Regions from separate parts of the Mus musculus genome. Here regions 2 and 3 are each linked to region 1. Evidence: chromatin loops called from intact Hi-C (ENCODE). Cell type or tissue: gastrocnemius. All regions are shown on one strand. Links, peaks and the distances in the headings refer to the core of each region. The heading gives the core; the rest is flanking DNA.

Region 1 (7,561 bases), core at 2,745-5,244:
ATAAATTAATAATGTTTAAAATGTTTCAAATAAGCAAAATGTTCAAGACCAGAAGAGATCTATCTACCCCGGAGGAAAGATCTCAGCTCCAGCACCACCACCCCCGCCCCATGAAGTCTTCGCTGCTAGTAAATTTAAACAATTCTTTCTATTTTCCCCAATAACCCAAAACTTACTGTTTGCATGCATAGGTGTTGCTGGCAATCTTCTGAATAAAATCGTTCAGGCCCATCCTTCTCTGTTTCATAAAAGCTATAATTTAAAGAGAGGAAAAGGGGAGATGGTTAGGGGGCTCTGTAACATCCGACGCCACACGCTAATCTGATCCTGAACCTTCAAAACCGATGCCGGCTCTCCTACACACACAAGTCCGGTGCTTTTCCAGCACTCACCGATGAGAATCGCTACCATTCCCCTCATTCTGGAGTAGGTAAGGGTGCTTCGAGCAGCCTCGGCTTTGACGGTCATCGTCCCGATGCCCGGAAAGAGCCCAAAAGAGACTGAGGGGAGCAGTGAAACCGGCTAAGACAACAGTGCGCTCCGGCCGCGCGACCGGCTTTATAAGCCCTGCGCCGCGAAAGGGCGGGGCCGGCAGAAGGAGGAAGCGGCTCAGAGCCGCCCATCTCCAGGCTCCGCCCGCCATGAGGCTCCACCCCCCAGCCCAGCCGCCTAGCAGGCTGTAGACTGAGTTGCGAGAAGATGGGCGACTGGCCACCGTGTCCTGAGTGAGCCAGGCGAGCCGCCCTGGGCAGGACCGAGGCTTCCGCGGGCTGCGTGAGCAGGACCCCGCACCGGGATGCACTCTGCCTCTGTCTGCCTGGGCCGGAGGAGGGCACTGGAGGGGTGGAGAGCCTCGGTGATTTTCCATTTCCTCTCCCGTGCTTCCCGAGTGGACACCGCAGTGCACGGTCACCGCCGACCTCTCCCCTCCTCGGTGTCCCGTCCCCGGCCCAACGCGCAGCCTCCAGGTTCCCGCGCTGTACCCTATCCCGATCTCCACGCACCCCGTCCCTAAGAGCCGGGCGGCGACACTTACCCAGTCCGCTCAGCAGGACGGACTCGCTCCTTTTCTGAGCCTCCGCCCGCTTTTTGTGGCGGGGCCGGAGCAGGGACTCGAGCCGAGCCCGAGCCAGCGCGCCCTGCATCTCGCCCATAGCTGCGGACCGAGGGGCGCACAGCGGGCGACGGCGACCGGCGAGCACTGACGTTTCCTTGAAGGAGCCGCCGTGACTCAGGCCGGCAAGATTTCCTGCCCCAGTCCCAAAACAAACAAATGGCCCTTGTGCACGGCCGAGTCGCTTCCGAAAACGCCTTTTTTGTGCTTTTGGCCAAAACTAAGCAAGGCTGAAAAATCCCAGAACTTGGAAGAGGAGGAAGGAAGGCGGGGGGGGGGGGGTATGAGGGGGTCAGGAATGTGTAGGGGAGGGGGCGGAAATAAGTCTCTGCTCTACAAAAAAAAAAAGTACAATCTTCATTTCACTTTTTTTTCCAACTAATCTCCGAGAACATTCTGTTCTTTCCGCATAAATTTTGAGCCTTGCAAATTTTAATCCTAGCCATGCCAAGAACACGTGAGGAGGTGGCGAGTTAGAGGGAGCAGGGGTTTCTCTCCAGGACCGACCTGGAGTGACCCTTGCGTGGTCAGTACCCTAGCCCGGGTCCCTCTCTCACAAGGAAAAAAAAAAAAAAAAAAAACTGCCAAGATTGCATTGCACTGCCTTAAACCCCGTCCGTTTTTTCCTAATCTCCACTACCCTTCCTCCTTTGGGCTACCGGATGGCTGATGCAGGTAGACTTAATTTTTATATCCCCTTGCTTTTTTTTTTTTCAAGTTCACATAACTGAAACCCTTTAACTCTTTAAATATTAGTAAGAGACTCATCTCAAAAAGCTGGGAACAGAGGGAAGCTGCAGGAGAGGCAGCCGGAGTTGGGCAGGAGTGAGGTGCCTTACAGTCCCCTCGCCGCTGGGTGATGCCTGGCGCTGCAGCTTGACCGCCAACGTGGGGACGCGCGCCAGCGCTGGCTGGGAAGCCCAGAGCACCGGGTCTGGGCCAGGGCCGGGAAGGCGGCTACTTGGGCCAGTACCTGGCGCTCGCCGTGCTTTCTGCGGTGACTGCCCTGCCATGACCCCTTGCTGCGAAGGGCACTTTAGAATTTGACACACTACAAAATACCAGTTGTCAGGTCAGGAAAAGCACGCGAAGCTCTTTTCCCTCCCTCCGTCTTGGGCAAGTTTGTTTTGTAGCAGCAGCCACCTCCCATCACCTAACTCAATCTCTAGTCTCAGCTGCTTCTTGATTTGCTCACTTCGGACAGCTAGAGACCAGGAGAACGGACGCGCAACTCTAGAGACGAAATTTTGCTTAGTAGACGTCCTTCACAATGTACTTAGGGTGCCTGAAATTGGCACTCCAAACTAAAACAAGGTGTAGGCGATTCCGAATCATAGCAACCAGCCCCTGCTTTTTCCGTGCTTGGATTCTGCATAAACTATGAATTTGTTATTGCCAGTGAGTGCCTCCAAACCATGTGGTACCAGTCGTTTGTTTAGCCCAGTCCTGCCCTGCCCTGCCCTGCCCTGCCCTGCCCCCTCCGCATCTGCCGGGTAACTTCCCCTCCAGAAAACGTTTGCTTTGAAACACCAATCTCCACGAAGATGTTTGCTTATTTGTTTGAAACTATTAAATCAGGAACTCGTCCAGAGTCCCTCCCTAGTGCATCACCTAGCTTTCAGGAGCTTCCTCCAGCCTCTCCCAGATATCTTTGTTTTACTCATCCCATCCAAATTACAGTACTCAGAACACGAACCTTTCCAAGGGGATCTTAAGGTCTCCTCTTTCATTCTTCACAATGCTGCAGAGGTGGAGGCTGGGGTTACTTTATGGAGGAAGAACTAGTAGTTACGGAAAAAGTTAGCCTCCAGGCTATGTGCCTCTGATGAGACTGGAAGCGCCAGATGACCAGGGAGCTCCAGCCAGAGGCCGCTTGCTATTGCCTTTCTGTTCTGAGTCCCACTTTATATCTAAAGGAAATTTACATACAGGAAGGGAGCAAGCTGCAAAGTTCAACACTGGGCTACTTATCCTGCCGTTGCAACATCATCCAGAAAATTACAGTCATCAGCATCCTGGGCTTATTTCACCAGTAAGACATACAAGAAATGCAACTTAACTGATTAGCACCGCAAATCAGTCCAGAAAAAAAATCGAAACACACGCACAGGGGCTGGTCTCCCAGGGAAGAAGCTCTTGCATGCATTCCAAAAGGAATGTGGAATTCAAGTCCGAGGCCTCCGAGTGCAATGAAGAGAAAGCTCAACCATATATTTGTGGTTGGAATAGAAAAGGACCAATTTGCATGTGCCCCTTCCTCCCCATGCCTCCGGAATGGTCAGCGATTGGAGACGGATGGTCTGCTAACCTTATCATTTAACGGAGAGGGAATCAAGTTGTTGAGACTGGCTTTTCTTCCAACCGGATACCTGATGGGTGGAGCAGGCGCCCCCAGTTCTGTCCCAGCAACCTACTAAGACTTCCGAACAGGAAGATGACACACGGCAGTGGAGGGAGGGAGGGTTGGGGGGAATGTACGATGCTCCCGTTAACCGGGCACAGACTTGAGGTCGCCCCTTGATTCAACCACTTAATCTAGTCTCCTTCCTTTGTCCAGGTAGTCCTGCTACCAGGAGGTTATCGGGCCCCTTCCCAGAGTCTCCCTCCTAGCTAAGTGGCTGAACTTGCCTGACGACTCAGTGGATGTGCAGGCTAGGGGGCGATCGAGTTCTCTGAGAGAACTCCAGAAGACTGGATTGCCCTGGAGCTCTAATGTGTCCCAGAGCATAGCCCTGCAATTCTTCCCGGAGCCTGAAAGTGCAGAGCTTTGGTGGGAGACTGGCTTACTAACTAGTCCAAACTCCCCTAGCCAGTGGTCTCACAAGTATGCGTCAGTATGGGCAAACCGACAACCCAAACTGACGGAACTGGTTTACCAAGCTGTAAACAGAACATAACTGTTACTGTTTTGGAAAGCTGCCTTGCTCCTATTGCTGTTGGAAAATGGACTATGCAAACACTGAAACATGACAGTTTAATATAATTTATTTAATTCAAAGCTTCACAGAAGACGATTTCTCCATATACTAGAGGAACTGGTTTGAAATGCATTGTCTAAATAAATACTCTGCTACATCTACTCTTGGGCTCCTTAATCCTCAAGTTGTGATGACGTAGATAGATATTTCATCGATAATAAGAAAATATCATTTTGTATTGCTCCAGCACACACATGTGTACAGTTTAGCTCCCCTCTCCCCTGGCCTTTTATACTCATTGGTAATGTAGGTACAAAACTTTCCTTGCGGAATCCTCAAAACACACAGAACCATCAGAAAAACCACAGTTATTATATAAAATATAGAGAGAGCAACTGAATCGATGAGTTTTTGTTGAGGGTTGTCACTAAGAGCATGTCTTTTTATTAAAATAGTAACCCCCAGGAAAATTGATGACAAACGACTTGATTCATGAGAATTAATATGGACAAGTGGTGTCTAAGCATCTATTTCTGGAGCACAGCTTCTATCATAATTGTTACCATCCATATGTAACTGTCAAAAGTGGCATGCATAAAGATGAGAGGCACAGGAGAAAACAAGAGAAGTATACACTGTCCTTAATGATGTCATTAAGTTATTAAATCCACACTGCTAAGCTTATTTATTACGGAACTCCCCCACCCCCAAGAAATGATAATACTGATGTTCTACAAACATTCTTTCTAGAAAGAGAAGTTTTAAGTGTTAATAAGGGGCAGAGTGGAAGAATCCAGGGCGTTCTTGGAAGAATGAAAATCTAGGTAGCAACAGCAGGTAGGTCTGTGACTCTGCAAAGTCAGTTTCACTCCATCTTTGGAATGTGGCCAGGGCCCTGATACAATGAACAACAAATAAAAAGTTTATAGAACATCAACAACCTTACCAGCCAGAATACATGTAGAACACTACCTATTTGCCTTGTGTTTAACTCTTAAGAGTTACCTGGGGGGCTGGAGGTTAAGAGCACTGACTGCTCTTCCAGAGCTCCTGAGTGCAAATCCCAGCAACCACATGATGGCTCACAACCATCCATAATGAGATCTGATGCCCTCCTCTGGTATGTCTGAAGATAGCTACAGTGTACTTACATATAATAATAAATAAAATCTTTAATAAAAAAAAACAACAACAGTTACCTGGGGGCCAGGAGGCAGGGGAATTGTTTTAGAAAGTTTCTATCTAATCATGAAAAATAATGGTCTATCTGACTAGAAAAGGAAATTGGGAGAGTCTTGGAATCAAAATTAAATACTGTGTATGACCTAACATCAAGAGACCAAGGTCTCACAGAAAGCCTTACATACGGTCAACAAAGCTGTTGGGCTACCTACCCGTTTATATTCTAAAAGGCCCCTTACCATTGCATACAAACTAATCCAGACAGTGAACTGGGTTGAGGAGCCCACTCTTCCTCCTCCAGCTTCAATTGCTCCAGGGTGAATCTACTCATGAAGCCCACATTCCAGGAAATCTCAAATCCTTGTCTTGATCATCATTAACACAGAACCTGGTATTTCTTTGCAGATCCATGACTTGAGATTATGAAAATTAGATCCAAGATGGAGACGGTTAAGGCGCTCTCTTTCAACCCTCCCTATTTTACAAAGTGCTCATAGAAAGAAAACAACTCCCAATTTCTGACAGATCTGTCAAACTAGGGTAAAAGCTAAAAGCCTTCCTTGGCTCACATTCCAAGTCTCTCCTGAAATCTTTCCCATCCTGACCCTGTAATTGTTCTATGAGGAAGCTAGAGCAGTTGAGGCCACCCCTAGGCTACAGTGTCCTACAAACCCTGCCCACAGATGACAGAAAGAAAAGACAACGTGATAGTAGTAGTGGGGGGCAGGGGCTGGAGAATTGCTTGGTGTCTTTTCTTGTACATTAATGGTCTTTCATCTTGACCATATTTTTTATGTCCCTCACACAAGCTCAGGAGACACAGTGAATACAGATGGTGAACGAATGCCTGGTCAAACACTTAGCTCTAAGTGAGGCCTGCTATCTGCAAGAATTTCTTGTCATCTCTGTAGAGTGGGGCTACTGATATTTTCATCCCATAAATTGTGAAAAATAATGAACATAAAGAAATTATATGCCTCTTTCAAGATGGACTTTCATATGGAAAACATGACTATATCTGTTGGTGATACACACACCTTACAACTTCATATAAAAAGCCTCAAACAAGGAGGCAAGGTGGCCCACACTTTTAACCCAGCACTCCGAGGACAGAGGCAGGCAGACCCCCTATAAGTTCTGTCTGCCCAGGCCAGCCTGGTCTACAGGTAGACTCCAGCTCAGACAGTCAGAGCTACTTAGAGAAAACAAAGGCCTCGAACCCAGTTAGTACACAGGTGTGTTGGGATTAACCATTTGCATATCTCCATCCTCAACAGCCTGGGTGGTAGGAATTCCATGATAAAGGGCTGAAAGATTGCTACCTTTGTTCTTCAGCTTCCTGCTTTCGCGCCGTGGTCCCACCTACAAGGTTCCCAAAGATGTCACCTCCAGGAACTGAATGCCAGGATAATTCACCAAGTGTTTGAAGTCAAGGCTAATGGCTGAGAGTCAAAATCAGTGGAAAGTGAAGTGGGAGGTTTTAATTGTTCGCTGTTGTTGAGACAGAATGAAGGCTGATATGGACCTGTGGAAGGGGGAGGAGTCTGGAAGGTCAAGGAAGGACTGAGTGTTCACAAGAGCTTTTCTAGGTCATTCCAAGGGCTCCTGGTCTCAAGCCTGCCCTCCATCAGATCTGGCAGGGACACAACTTCGGTGGCACCAAGAATCTGTTTATCACTAGAAGACTAATGCAGGGTGACCTGGCTGCACACAAGGAGGCCACGGACCATAGTTTATTACGTTGACAAACACACAAAAGCTTAAGAGAAGTTCCAAATCTAGCTATTTTTCCTAAGACCTAGCTGTGCCCTGACGTCACTAAAAATAAGACCTGGGGCGCATTTGATGCTTAGAAATGTCTACATTTCTTCTGTATTCTTTCCTTTCTTTGAGACAGGGTCTCATGTAGCCCATATTGCTTTGAACTTAGTGTTAGGTAAGGATAACTTTGAACTTCTGGTCCTTGTACTTCTACTGCCTACATTCTGAGCTTACCAGCGTGTACCCTCATGTCTGGCACTGGCGAAAACACATGATCTGGAGTTAAGACATCTGAAGATGAGATGAAGGGTGTGTCTATACGGGTGAGGAATTCAAAGAAGACACCTTTTCTCTCTTCCTCCTTTTTATTCAGGCCTCCAGCCAATAGCAGGTAGAACACTCCCACTCATCTCACACACACACACACACACACACACACACACACACACCCCTGAAAACACAATAATCCCATCCTTTACATACATCCTTTAACTCAGTGAAGGTGATACCTGCAATTAGCCATCAGAAATCAATTTGCTGCCAATCTAAAACCAACACAGAGCTCTTTAAACCACGCTTAATTTCC
Region 2 (7,561 bases), core at 3,119-5,618, 130 kb after region 1:
AAGGTGCTGGCTACTGGCTTCCCATGGCTTGCTCAGCCTGCTTTCTTATAGAACCTAGGACCACCAGCCCAGGGATGGGCACTACCCACTATGGGCTGAGCCTACATCAACCACTATTTAAGAAAATGCTCTACAGGTTAGCTCACAGCCCTATCTTATGGAGCATTTTCTTAATCAAGGTTCCTTCCTCTCTGATGACTATAGTTTGTGACAAGCTGACATAGATCTAGCCAGCACAGATGGTCTCAGAGAAAGGATGTATAGGAGTTCACTCAGCATGGGGAGGATACAGTTGGAAATCTATATGTGTACTTTCTAAGTGCATCCTTCCCTCTGGAAGTTTCCTCTCCTGCAGCCACCAAGAAAGGCTTACTGAAAACCACATCCTAATGGGAAGATGTTAGGGTGCACGGAACAGCATTTTATCTCACCCTTTATAGACTTGGGCATGGAAACAGAAGAGGGGACGCTCACGGCCACAAGAACCTGGGAAAGAAGAACCAGAGAGGAGTTAGGAGGAATTCCCAGACAAGCTGAGCAGAAAAAGCTCTGGCACAGGTAGGTATCCAGTGGGAACACACAGGTGCCACTTACGAGTCCATGGGCTCCAGCATGAGAAACCTTGAGCAGTGGCTCAACTTCTATCACCACTGTGCAGGACTCACTATCTTTGAGAGTTAACCTCCCATATATCTGCCTTCTATGTGTCTGGGCATCTTATGAGAATAGGGGTATCATGCAAGAGCCTTTGATCAGAGTGGGGCCTCACAAAACAAAGTGGGGATTCCTACTTGAGTGAGGACCTTGGTGGCCAACCACCCCTGGTATATACAGAAAATTATAGGTATGGAATTAGCACAAACTGTCATTAGAATGGGTAAATTTCAACTGGCTTGTTTGTTTGTTTCGAGACAAGATCTTACTGTGTAGCCCAGGCTGGGTTCAAACTTACAATCTTCCTGTCTACTCTTTAAAACCGAATTGCATTTGTTTGTTTGTAGGTATTTTCAGAGACCCTATGGCCAAGCTTGCACAGAACTCACTGTGGGCTCATGGCAATGTTGCTATTTTCCTGCCACAGTCTCCACAAAGAGCTGTGATTTCAGGCATGAGCCACCAAGCCAAGCTCCATTGATATTAGATTTTTTTAAAATTACTTTTAGATTTATGTGGTGGTTTGAATGAGGACCCACACATACACACCCTCTCCCCACAAAGCTTGTATATTTGAATGCTTTGCTCACAATCCGTGGAGTTGTTTGGGAAGGATTAGGAGGTGTGGCTATGTTGGAGGAGGCATGTCTCAGGGGATAGGCTTTGTGGTTTCAATAGCCCATGCCATATGCACTTAGTGCATTCTCTCTCTATCTCTCCACCCATGACTGTGGATCAGCTATCAGTCCTCAGCTACTGTTTCAATGCCTTGTCTGTCTGCTTGATGTTCCCCGCCATGGTGGTCATGGACTCACCCTCTGAACTCTAAGCAAGCTCCCAGTTAAATGCTTTCTTCTATAGGTTGCCTTTGATCATGGTGTCTCTTCAGAGCCATCGAAAAAGTGATTAAAACACTCTGTGCATTTTATTATTTTGTGTATATGAGGTTCTTGCCGGCATATATGTCTGTGCACCATGTGTATGCCTGGTGTTTGTATGGTCAGAAGACAGCATCAGATTCCCTAAGATTGAAGATCCTGAACTATCATGTGGATGCTGAGAATCAGACTTTGGAGATCAGCTAATATTCTTAATTTCTGAGCCAACTTTCCACCCCTGATACTGGTTTTTAAATGTATAAGAAGGACATTTGACAGACATACTGCTGACAGTTGACAAAACTCTACCATCAAGGGCAGATACTTTGTTGGCCTCCGTAGAAAGTCTTAAGAGTCAACATAGACACAGATTCTACTGCCATTTTCATCCCTTCCAACCAAGCTAGAAAATTCTCTTCTTTTAGATTGCTCCAAAGGATTATAGAATCATCCTGGACACACGAAAAAGCGTTGATATGTTCAACTGAGCAGTCTAAGACCGAAACGGTGGTGGTGGCCTACACAGGGGACAGTTTAACAGCTGTCAAAAAACAGATAGGGAAATAAGAAACCAGCCCTCATCTTGTTTACTCTTGAACACCTATTGTCTGTATCAGATTCCACCCAACTTGGAGTTTTGGCAATAGTGATCATTCATCTATCTATCCAATCCCCTTTCCAAGGCATGTTTATGAGTGGCCATTGGATTGGTTACTTTCCAGGTTGTTAGCATCAACCACCTGACAAAAGAAACTCAAATAAGGCAGTGTTTAATTTAGCTTATAACGCAGGGATAGTGTTCTTCAGAGGAGAGAAGCCTTGACACCAAGAGCCTAAGGTGGCTGCTCACGTCTGTAGTCAGGAAGCAGAGAGGGATGGCTGCTGGGCCTTCAGCTTGCTTTCTCGTCCCACCTCGGTTACCCTAGAAAATCTAGGTTAACCAGAAAAATCCCTCACTGACATGCCGGGATCTTTGTCTCCAAGGTGATTCTAGATTCTGTCAAGTTGACAATCACTGCATTAATTATGTTCCAGGTTGTTACCATCACAACCACTCACACTTTGACAAGCTGTTCGAGGGTAGGTATTTTAGCAGTTAGATCAAAGACAAAAGTCTGTCTTCACATTTATATATTAGTGGAAAGACACAGAACTTTCCTATAAGTAGATATGAAATACAGTTGATGGCAGAGGGTAAGGGAGTGGGGTGGGAGTAGGGGCGGAGCGGGGCAGATGGAGGGAACCCTCACTTCAAGGGGATGGTCAGAGAAGGCTTCTCTGCAGAGGTGGCTGTGAAGGAAGAGGGCAATGGAAGCATCACTTAACTAGCTGGGGGTCAGAACGGCAGAGCAAAGGCGCTGAGCTGATTTATAGGAGGTAAAAGCCGGAATTAGGACAGCCAGTGATACAAGATGGACCTAAGTATACTCTTCACTTAAGATTATGTACCGAACTCACTTTTGCCAGCCCTGAGAAGGCTGGGTCTGGACGATTGTGATGTCTGGGCCAGCCTGGGCTACATAGCAAAGGTTTGGTGTGAGGAGGGATAGGAAGAGGAATAAACAAAAGTAGAAACAGGGAGTCTTCACCTGGGGCCATATTCCTGGTACCATTAGGAAACTGTCTGAATCCTTTTTATTCGAAGAGTTAAAACTATCATTTTAGTCTGTACTTCAAGGAAAGCAAAGCACACCAAAGAGAAAAACTGTCACCCTGACTCTAATCCAAGTTTATAGTACCCCGCCATCTCCCCTGTCCCCCTTTGCAAACTAATCCTTATCTTTTAGTTAAATTAGCAGTCACCGTGACTAGTATGTTTAAAACTTGGGTAAGTCTCATAGTGGGCTCCGCAGGAATTCTGTTTTCACCAGCACCCTTTTTTCCTAGAAGCCCTCTCTGTGTGTTTCTGTGTGTCCTGGACAGATTCAAACCGTAGGCCAGCATAAACCTTCCCATCCCAGACCCTCTTTATCTCTATTTCCTCATCAGTCAGAGGAGGGCAGCTTCTTCTTTTAAAGCCCTTGGTAGGGCTAATGGAGTTGGTCTATGTGAAAACCATTAAAAGCTGTCATCATTGTCATGGTTTGCTTTGTTTACTTTGAGATTTCATCTACTAGCCAAGGATGACCTTGACCTTTTGGCCCTTTTCCTGCTTCCCGAGTGCAAGCATTAACTCTCCTGCTTTTATGGGGTGTTAGGGACTGAATGCAGGGTCTTACGCATGCCAAGGACGCTTTCTACCGGACAAGCTGCAAGCCGAGTGAGCTCTTATCATGGTTTATGAGCCACTCAAGCCTTGAGTCGAAGGTTCAATACAGCTTGTCTTGGCATTTTTTTTTTTTCCTGAAAAACCCAGGTAGGGAGGATACTGATGGACCCAAGTCCATCTTGGCAAACCGATGAAACTACTGGGTTTACTTGCAGAAACATAGGGTAGCTAAAGGCAGCAGTTACATCACTGCAGAGTCCCACCCCCAGCACAGACTTATGGAAAGCTATTCCACTGATGATTCCCTTAGCAAACCCATAGGCAACCACACCACCAAAGAGTCCCAGGCAGGCAATTATTTACCTCATGTAAAGCAGGCAGTGGAGCGGGGGTGGGGGGTGGGAGGTGGGGGCAGGAATAGAAGGGCCTTGGATCCCTATCTACCTCTCCTCTCCCTCTGTGATTGACAGGGGAATTCACTGGGCCTGGTCTCCGGAGAGCTTCCTGCCAATGAAAACTGCTCCAATCAAGATGGAAACAGTAATGTTAAACTCAAAAGAAACGTCCACACCATTGAGCTGCACACCAGATTGGAGGCATTATTTCAAACAGATTGCAGGTAGGCACTCTGCACAGGGTAAGAAAAGTTGATACTTCATAGCTGTGCAGCGTGTTGTCCCAGAGCAAGCACTAAAGTTATAGTGCACAGGCTGTGGGCAGTGTGCCGGGTTTATGCAAGGCTATGTCCAGAACCAACAGGCCTCACACTGTGCCAAAGGCCCGGGACAAGCTCAGTGGTGTCAGAGCTTCTGGTCCCTGGGGACTGCAGCGGAGCCTGGAAGGGGCTGAGCATCCTGCCGCTGTCCCAAGCTGGTGGTGCCTGCCCTGCCCTTTCCTGGCTGGGTGCAGACGTGCTGGCCTCTGTGCGCTCAGGGCAGGCGCCAGGGCGGAGCACGAGAGGACTTCTTGGATGCCTCCTCCCTCAGAAACAAATTCCAGTGCCTGACTGCAGATTGCATGAATCCTCACAAAGTACTGTACCTATTCAGCCTTAGGAAAAAGTTCTTGTTTGATATCAGAAGCTAAGGGGGGTCAGGCCTGATACTTAGATGGGGAAATGGTTGAGAACTCTGGGAGCAAAAGATGCATACAAGGCCTGCAATGCTTTCCTTTCTGGCTAGTAGCCAGATGCTCAGGTGTGTGCTATCAGGAGGGTTGTCTGTGGTAATAGCCCTGAAAAGGAGACACTGGGATACTTCTTTCCCCACCCCACCCCCAAACTGTGTGAATTTATTGACTGCACTGAAAGGCAAATGATGTATGGCAAAATCATTTTTTAAAGTTAGAATTTGATAGGAAACCCGTTATCGACAGGCTGTTTAAAAGGTGCCTTCTAGTATTCAAGCAGAGGATAGGTTCCTCAAAAGATGATTACAATCTTTAGTATATTTGAGCAAAGACTTGTTGACTAGCCAAAGCACCATGCTCATCCTGAAGTGGGCATAGATGCTTGTGAAGGGGTCTGGCTTGTCCTCAGAGTATCCCTGAAGTGATTCCAGGTCAGGCTGGTAGAAGGCAGCAAACAAATGCTCTCAAAGAATAAATGTTAGCCAGCTATCATGGCTCACATAAGTCATCCCAAGGCCAGCCTGGGCTCCATAGTGAAACCCATTTCAAACAACAACAAAATCAAACTATAAATATACTGAAGGGAAGAGCAGAGACAGTGAGGGCAGAGAGGAATCCAGGCTGAGCATGGGAAGGAGGCTAGGCTGGGCTGGGCTGGGCTGGGCTGGGCTGGGCTGAGCCTCCATGGATAAGTGAAAGTTGGCGAGCCGAATTGATGGGCGGGTTGGGGAGTTCTGGGACCGGGCAAACAGGAGTACCTGTTGATTGACATGTGGAAGAGCATTGTGTCTCTGAGCAAAGAGGAAAGGAACAGGTGAGAGGGCCTGTGGGTGTATACCAAGGGTTGCCTGGTGTGTACAAGGCTCTGGGTCTGAGCCCCAGTGTATACACATGCCTCACATGAGCCCTGCAGAGGTGGGAGGAGGGAGATTGGCTGTTCGAGGCCAGCAAGGGCTACATGGCAAGTCTGTGGCCGGTATGAACTGCATGAGATCCTGTTGGAGAAGAGAAAAAAGAAAGAAAGAAAGAAAGAAAGAAAGAAAGAAAGAAAGAAAGAAAGAAAGAAAGAAAGAAAGAAAGAAAGAAAGAAAGAAAGAAAGGAAGGAAGGAAGGAAGAAGGAAGGAAGGAAAGAAAGAAGGAAAGAAAGAAGGAAGGAAAAATATAGGAGGTGAAATACGGAAGGAGAGGTGGGTCAAAGTGAGCTCAAGAGATGGCTCCACCTTGCTAAGAAACTTAGATTCCTTTCTAAAGCTGGTGAAAGTTGAAAGTTGTCCCTCAAACACAGCACCATCTCTGCTGGTCCCAGGTGTTGTCAAGGTAGAGCCCAGGGGGCATAGAAGGTAGAGGCCTATGGGACGAGGCGCTACCCGTTAAAAATGGTGCTGCTGATGGTATGTGGCTGCCATCCACACTCAGACCTCACACATGAGCAATGTGGGCTGCTAACTTTTCCAAGTTCCTTTCCCTTTCTCTCTCCCAGACCAAGGATCAACCCCTGAGCCTCACAGAAGCTAATTTGGGCTATGTGCCCAGTTCTCTTTTTGACAGTTATTAACATTTATTTGATTATGAATCTTTTTTGTTCTTTTCCACATTTCAACCTTTTATTGTTTAAGTACAGGACTGGATTATTTTAATGCAGTACTGTCCGGTTTGGGTATTTTTCAGGTTAATAGTGATGTCTCCCCAACATGAGCGAGAGAATACAAAGCTCTTCTTAGCTACAGGAAGGCCCCATCTTTGACATTCTTCTTCCAAGGTTTCAAGGAGACGTGGAAGGGTGTCTTTATCTTGCAGAACCTATCTTGGGAAACTTTGTCTAAAATTTATCCCAAGATTCTCTTATTCACTGACTCGGTGCTCAGGAAATTAAGCATGCGTTTCAGTTGATAACTTCTTTATTAAATATTCCTGATGGGAGGCCCTAGCCTCGCTCTTGGGGTTATAGCAGAGAGGAAAGTAGACTGAGTTCCTGCTCTCAGAAAACGGAAGATTACAACTGGGAACTAAGAGTGAGGTGGGCTCATGTACGTAACAGGGAGTTACAATAAGAGGTGCCAAGAGTCATGACTGGCATTATTCTCCACTGCAAATAATCAGATCATAACCCTTGGCTGGGAGTTAAGTAAGGCCTCTCTACAGGAAGGGATATTCCAGCTGAACGTGGGAGAATTCATACACCACCAACAAACCACAGAAGGAAGGGGAACGTTCCAGGCAGAGGGCTAACATGAGTAAGAGCCCAAAGTAAGTGGCTTGTCGTAGGGGTTCAACACCATTGAAGAACACTGCGGGGTGGAGCGAGCCAGGAAGTGAGAGCAGAGGATGGAAGGATGCAGGCTGGCCCGAGGATGCCTTTGGCTGATAGTGAGGCAGCTCTGTAGATGGTTATAACCACAGGAGGTTCTAAAATCCTTCTTGTACTTTTGAGAACAGCCCCCAGCTGAGAGGTACTATGAGTTTCTTAGAAAATTGCGTTGGCTAGGGTCAGCAAGATGGGTCAGCGGGTGAAAACATGAGCTGCTAAGCCTGAGGATTTGAGTTTGATCACATGGTGGAAGGAAAGAGTTGACACCCACATGCCGTCCTCTGGCTTCCACAGTCACCTTGGCATGTGCTCATATGTGGGATGTGCACACAGATATGAACATGTGCACTCACGCGTGCACACATACACACACACACACACAC
Region 3 (7,561 bases), core at 3,119-5,618, 310 kb after region 1:
GGTAGGAAATAGAAGGTCACAGGGGAGTCATAGGTGATAAGAAAGGGGCTTCATGGGGGAAGATCGGATAGATGTATTGTGCAGGAGGATTAGGCTCAGATGGTAAACTGCCTTGACTGTTGGGCTGCATCCACAGTCATTCAACTTGAAACAAGCCATTCAACCAAGGACTTTCCCCTGAATTTTACTTTCCCTTATGTAGTCGTCTTGCCTGCAAATCTGCCCCTTTAGTGTCTTCACACTCGCCTCTGGCGAAAGCCCATCCCCCATGTGTGTTCAGATTTCAAGAAATGAAAGAAAATCAGAGAAATTGATTCTTTTCTTTTAAAACAACTCAAATCACAAACCATACATTTAAAGGAGTACTTCTACCATTAATATTCAATTTAACAAGTTATATAAGGGCGTAGGCTTGTACACTTTCTACCAGAGTAGCCACGACTCAGTACTTGTAATGTCCTCTGACACTGCATAGACACACTTCCCTGTCTTTCTCTACTCTAGCTTGTTAGAAGAATGCAAACCCAGTTTTCTAGCTTCCTAATAGATTGTTTTCCTCATGGCTATACGCCATGCATGGGGTCCTGAAGATGGGCTTTTTACCATTACCTGCTGTCATTATACAGGTGAAACGGTATACCTATGTTATTTGTTTGCAACCTAAGTTTGTGCTCCAGGCTGTTTTTGAGACCGAGTTGCTGTTTAGAACAACCCACTAAGTACAATGCATTTATAGTCTTGATGGTCACACTTTTTTTTTTAAAACTTGGAGACAATTACTCTGTTTTGAAGAAAACACATTCAAATTAATATTGAAATAGACACGCAAGCAGTTGAGGAAAGGAAATGTCCGATACAAATGCTGTGCTCTCTGTTTGAGGACTTTTCAAAGCCTGGCATATCTTGCCTTGGAACTCCTTGTTCTTATAGGCATATAGGGTTCAGTTTATCACACCAAGTTCAGTTTGACTTGCCATGACATTCATCTGCACTCCTTTCAGAAGTTTGTTTTTACAAACTGCCAGTTCCGGCTTGTGAGCAGAGAGTTTCAGTTACGTCCTAGACTCACCATCCCTCACCCTGAGTCTACTAGCTAAAACTCACAAGGACACCGCTAACAGCCTCAGGTTCCCGTGCAGGACAGTTGAGCAAGACCCTTCACAGAACCCTGTGCACAGCTCAAGCTTTGGACGACAGCACAGTCCTTGGTTTTTTAACCCAGTTCTACTGGACATAAAATGAGCTTAACGGTGACAATTCTGTTGCTCATCACTGTTAGCTTTCGTGCTTGGGTGTACTAAATGACCAGCTTCAAAAATAAAATTGTCATCGAAATGACTCTACAGGACATTTCTCAGTTTCTGTGGTCTGATCTATTTCCTTATTCATTCAGGGAAGCTTGAAGACTTCGCACAGTGACACTTTGTTACTCAGCCTTAAGGGAGAAACATAACATTTAAAGTCCTTTTAAACAAATTCCATTTTCAGGAGTATTGACAACCATTCCATCCATTATTGCCCCAAAAGGGAAAGAAACTCAGAGTGGAGCAGAATACCCTTCTTAGGCTTTTCCTTTCTCTTGCCAACTTCACAGTGAGGGCTCATTTCTGAATAGTAAGCATATACTCCCCTCCCCTCTAGAACAACCTGGGGTGTAAAACAAAACAACAAAAATCTCCTGGGTCGCAAAAAGCAACCCCTCTTTTTTTAAAAGCATCTCTGTAAAGCAGTCAGCTCTGTAGATTATTCATGCTGCATGCATTTTCTAATAGGTAGTCGACAGCACTCCTATGAATGCTCATGATTTTCATATTAAAGTGGAAGAAACCCCGATGCCCTTTCCCCTCCACTCTTCCTTTGAAAACCCTGCTCGCTCCTGCGGAGAAGCCGCATCTCTCCTCCCCGAAGCACCGTTCTAGGCTTGTGTAATCATTTCAGCAGGCTGATGCTTTAATAACGATTTTTAAAATGTGAAATGAAACCCGCAGTTAAAGTTTACTGAAAACATAGGTTGCTGTAATTCCGTTGATAAAAGTACAGAAGTAGAAATGATTGGTGTATGTAGCTGCGCTCGGATCACATGACCCATGGCTTCTAGGGTGCAGCTGCTATCTAACCACCCGCTTCACCTCTGGCACCCAACCTGACAAGCATAAAAAGAGAAACAACACTGCAATGCCCCTTATCTCTTCTCTCTTATTATTGTTTTTTTTTTTGGGGGGGGGGAAGGCGAGCCAACAACCTGCCATACATGACTTATCAACAAACACCATCAATATGACACATTCTGTGACTGACTGTATTATGCAATCACCTCTACATGCCTTTGAAACACCGGCCCACACCCACCACCTCCCATAGATATCTAAAGAGAATTACAAAAGAAATACCCTAGATAAGAGATCTAGTCTACCCTAACTTGGACAGGAGAAAGTTGGCCTCGCCTTCATAAATATGCCATCCATCCATAAATATTCATACGTTCCTCTTAAATCAGCATACAGAATCCACCAGCCTTCTAAGCCCCTTTGGAACAGCCCACTCCATCCCTCTTTGCTTTGCTAAATCTACCTGTGGTTAAACTGCCCGTGTCCCTCCATGGAATTCTTCATTTGAGAAGACAAGGAACAAGTGGCACTGCCCATTGAAGAAATCTGCAAGTTATATTGTCTTCATTTTTTTTAACCATATGTGTTCTTTGATTAGTGTAAATATTGTCTACTCTTCACTCATGTAGAAAATTATTACTTAAAAAAATTCACTGACAAAATAACAGCCTGTGAAATCGTATGGCCTCAACACTTATACCTTAGCCAGAAATTATAGTACATAATTAGCAGCACACACACACACACACAGAGTCACAACCCACTCACTTACTCACACACAATTACACAACACACACACACAAACTCACACACCCACTCACATGCTCACTCACATACACTCACATACACACAACTCACACACAGTCACATATACATTCTCACATAGACACTCGGACACACATACACACATACACACACTCACACACATAACACATACTCACATAGAGATGTTCTCACACACACACACACACACACACACACACACACACACACACACGAAGCAGGAAAAAGGCAGGCAGAGAGAAAAAGGAAGCAAAGAGGAAGTGTGAGAAGAAAGACAAAGGAAGGGAAAACACAGAAGAGAGAAAATAAGGAGATAAAAGAAATTGCTCCCATTATGACTTTTAAATAGAAAATCCCTGCTAGGAAAGACAATAATAAGCCAGCATGAAAACAGAACATAGAAACAGAAAAAATTGTCACCTCTCAAATGTGTGTAGGTACTGAGACCAGAGAACTGTGGCTACACTCTTGCTAACCTTTACCATGAGAAACGGTGAATTCAAAGGAGGCACATAACCTTCCTGAACAGGGTTGGATCGGCCCCATCGACAAAGGTGGAAAGGTAAACAAACCAGGGGGCCAGCCCGGAAGTTGAATGCTTCTGTTGGAATCCAGTTGCACCACTGCCACAGTGACCTTGGCTGTGTTATATAATTTATTTACTCTCCTTTCTTCATGTGGGAACCCGTGATAAAGAATCCAGCAACCCTATCCACATCTCAGGGTCATCTGAGGACCGATGAGATCATCCGTTTGTGACAGCTCGATGAAGGTTGTTAAGCACCAAAGTACAGTATAGCATATGACCACAGTGAGCTTCGAGCTGTTCCCAGACTGGCTGGCAGTTGGAAGTCAGATAGAGAAAGGAGGAGGAGATGGGGTACAGCATTTTTTAAAAGGCAACCTGTTCTATTATCCACAGCTGAATTAAACACACAACACAATACACCACCACCACAACAAAACTCCGTGTGGACTTTTCTCTAAGTACTAAGTTTTATCCAACAGAGCTTAGCAACTGCATCTGAACACAGTGAGCTGGAGCAGCTAAAGATACCAGGGGTATTTTTTTTGGTGTTTTGCTTTTAAGTGGTTCTAACAATCCGTGGAGGAAGAAGGGAAGAAGACACAGGTGGCAAAGACTCGTGTGGTCAGGAGTCCTTGTCATCCCCACTCGGGTACAGACCACCGTGGAGAGCAGCTCACTGGAGGCTGCTACTGAGCGACACCCAGCAAACTAAGAGTTCCAGAACCCGCCTGGTGGCTTCTCTCTGACTAGCGGAGCCAAGTGTCTCCTGTCAGAGGTGGCTGGTTAACAGCGTGAGGGACTCAGGACAAGGACAGATGTCAGGGCAGAGAGGCTGACAGTTAAGCTCTCTGGCCTCTGACAGACAGCAGCTCAAACTTTCTGGGCTCCAGGAAGGAAACTCACATTTTGGAAACAGAAACAAAAGGCTTTCCCCTGCAACTGCTAGCATGTCGGACTGAATTTTGGAGGATTTTAAAAAAGAGCCATTGTTCACCCCCTCCCAGGCCTTAGCAAATCTTTCATCACTTTAAAAAAAAAATATGGTCTTAGCCTCAAGGCTTTGTTTGCATGAGGGTGTATGCTGCCCATGAGTGGAAAAGTCCCCTAAAATTTTCCGTTCTCTTATGCCCCTCCCTCCTTTGTCCAGTCATTCAGGTCTTTGTCTATTGTGACCCTAACATGCACTGATTCTCCACATCAACCTCATTTGAAATTTTAAACTTCAAATGCCCTAGTAAAGAAAAGCCACCAGACTCCTTTTGGCATAGAACCAGGTGTCTGAAGAGCCACGTGACAACTTGCTTCCTTAATTAAGTGATCATATTCATTAGAAGTTACATAGTTAAGTCCTTGTCAAAGATGATACATAGTCAGCAATGGATAGGAGCAATTTTGTCCCTAAGAGGACAGAGTTGTTTTTGTATTGCAGTCCCTTTCCCACTTGCAGTCTCTCCTGGCTTCTGTGTCTGGGGCAGGTGTTGACAGCTGTTGTTCTGTGGTAGGAATGGTTAGAGACACCAGCGATGCTGGGTGGACAAATGTCTTCATCGGGAAATCATGTGTGGGTCTGAGATAGGAAGGGCTGATCTGAGCACCACCCTCCCATCAGTCTCAGACATGGCTGCTTTCCTGGTAGCTGTCCTCCATGGTGAATTCTCTTCCGATCCCGCTGGAGCTTGGCACATACACTCACCTCTGTCTTCCTAGACAGGACCCCCTTCTTATCATTTTCTAAGGAAATTGGTGAATAAAGAGGTTATCTATCGGTGGTTGTCAGTTTTCTCTGAGAGAATGGACCAGAAACAAAAGGGAAATGCCTCTGACTGCATGAAGGAGGAGGATGCTTTGCCTAGGAAAGGGCGGTCCCAGGACGGTGGATTCTGAAAGCCCTGCAGTCATTTACCTCAGAGCATCGGCACAGGCGAGCTGGAGAGCAAGTTTTTGAGTTTTTCTCTTCATTATCATGCAAGAACATTTCACACTGCCTTCTGCCTGCAGCACATTTTTACACTTTAAAGCAAATTCAAATTCTTTGAACAGTATAAAAAAAAAAAGAGAAAGAAATCTTAAAGCTAAACAAAATTTAGTCTCACTAGGAATTGGTTGATAAATAATACACTCCTACTGTGAATATATTTTCATAGTGTTAAATATTTATTTATTAAGAAGTAGCATGTTTCCAAAAACATCTCTTTTGATAATCTCCCCAGTGTGGGACATACACACACACACACACACACACACACACACACACACTATAGAATCAATGCTTTGTAGGTAAGAAGAAAAAAACCTTTCAGGTTCTTAAGGAAAATTGATGAGAATTCCTGGGCACAAGGGCTGCTTTCCTTTATCTCAAACAGGTTTCTATCCTCAAATAATCTACCCCAAGTTGTGTGTGTGTGGTGCTTAAGCTAAACCAGATTTCTGACAATTCCTTCATGTTTCTGAGTAGGGAGAACTGTCAAGAAAGGCTTTAATGATGGAAGGCGAGGGAGACATGAAACACTAACGCATTTAGCTCCCTCATGCTCTTCTGCTGGCCGGCCTCTCCACTGTGAGGCAGGTCCTTGGCTTGAAGCTGACCTGTCTCCCCTTAGCTTCTCCTTCATCTTCTTGGTGCCTTCTCTGATGAGCACACCATAATCTTTGCTCTGAAAAAAAAAGAAAGAAAAAAAAAAGCTGGAAAGGGATTTGCTGTGTGCTTAGTCTTCAAATAGCCAACAAGACCTTGACTTGGCACCACACCCAGTTCCTAGCAAGACATCCATTAGCAGATTAATTGACACCACATCATTTTCCTCATGGAAGAGACGCATATTTTCTCTTCCTAGAATAGAGACTCACTGTGAATAGGCATTTGACTCCTACACCCGCAGTATTTCTGCTAACCCCTTCCCACCCCCAAACCAGAACCGTAACGGATTTCACACAGTGTCACTCGTGATTGAGACTTCTTCCATGGCAAAGGGGGCACAGAAGTGGCTGCATGCATGCCAGCTATTGATCTTACTGTGGTCTTCATTGGCTTAATAGACGGACAGACTATTCTTTTGAAGGCCCACTTACTGTTCTTTAGATGCAAAGTTCCACCTAGGTCAGCATATAATTCATATTTCAGTTTCTCCTGTAGTAGGATTTAGGAGTCAGGAAATAACATCTCACTATTACTACTAGTGATCTACTGAGCACATCTCATCCGTCCAATTCCTGAGGCATTGGGCTCTCAGTGTCCATGGATACTAGTTTCAGAAAGAGGAAGGCTTCAATTCAAACCATGCTATGAGTTGATTGAAGTAGACTGCCGCCCAGCTTCTTGACTCATGACATCTAACCCACAGACGAAAAGGAATTGATTTGTAAGGAAACTGTTTCTGCATGAGAGAGCAAAGGCATGCATGTGCGAAAGAGCTAAAGATCTTAGAGGTTGCTCCCAGTCTTCTCTTAACTGTAATTAAAGGCAATGGGAAACCACTTACTCAATTAGCAGAACTGCTAATGACCCCGAGCCTTTGAGAAAAAAAGATTCGGTCCACACCATTAAACAAGAATCCACAACCAACTCAGGCAATCAGAGGGAGGGAGATGGGAAAAGGTGACTATAACTGTTCATCTGTGGCCATGTGATCATGCAGACATAAGTAATAATTATGGGCCTTTCTATTTCATTTTGTTACGGTTATCTATGTATATGTAATTATACAAGTATAAATGTCTCATCTGTTACCTTTGTATGTCTTCTCTCACATCTCCTTGCCATGTGATGAGTAGTAACTTAATATGTATAGGATAGAGTACCAAAGGGGATGTGCATGCCACCTGGGCAACAGGGTAACATCTTCCAAAGTCAAGAAAAAGAGCCTTAGAGTTTCTTCTGGAGGAAAGGTAAGTGTGATTTTGGTTGTACTTGGGAGATACATCATGGTGGGAGGGGACAGTGCACAACCTTAACGTGGAAACTGAATGTGACACAGGAGGGGTAGGAGAGTTCAGACTGGAAGGTACGGCTGTTTAGTGAGCAGACATGACTAGGCTGAATTCTGTCTCCTAGGACTCCCTTTCCTTTGTATTTTGGGTAGGTGGGGCCACAAGTGTGAATCTTGGGCAAGAGCTGGAGGCAGAAGCAAGCTGCAGTTATTTT

Evidence for each region. A loop is a pair of places that touch in the nucleus more often than their neighbours do. Peaks named below come from ENCODE experiments on the same cell type or tissue, not always from the same donor. Only the 100,000 strongest peaks of a DNase experiment are listed, where the experiment ranks them.
Region 2: it touches region 1 in a loop (5-fold over the local background); 7 of 42 quality-filtered maps call a loop at or near these places.
Region 3: a loop joins it to region 1, with 6 times the contacts of the local background. A loop is called at or near these places in 17 of 42 quality-filtered maps.

Annotation. Positions count from the first base shown.
Region 1 is chr10:21,987,657-21,995,217 of GRCm38, reverse strand. Sgk1 (serum/glucocorticoid regulated kinase 1) reads right to left here. Exons shown (of 14, transcript NM_001161845.2): 4 at 177-252. Among named protein-coding and RNA genes, the nearest start is that of Gm34267, 67 kb to the left of the region's middle. In gastrocnemius, for the core only: a CTCF peak has its summit at 3,759; a DNase peak (open chromatin) is centred at 3,774; H3K4me3 peaks cover 1,440 bases; H3K27ac peaks cover 1,652 bases.
Region 2 is chr10:21,854,893-21,862,453 of GRCm38, reverse strand. It overlaps Platr6 (a long non-coding RNA gene), which reads left to right and starts at 4,216. Exons shown (of 5, transcript XR_001779731.1): 1 at 4,216-4,360. In gastrocnemius, for the core only: no CTCF peak of the experiment used is centred there; a DNase peak (open chromatin) is centred at 4,572; H3K27ac peaks cover 1,721 bases.
Region 3 is chr10:21,682,254-21,689,814 of GRCm38, reverse strand. No RefSeq gene overlaps it. Among named protein-coding and RNA genes, the nearest start is that of Gm5420, 4.8 kb to the left of the region's middle. In gastrocnemius, for the core only: a CTCF peak has its summit at 4,151; DNase peaks (open chromatin) are centred at 3,464 and 4,151; H3K4me3 peaks cover 1,210 bases; H3K27ac peaks cover 2,345 bases.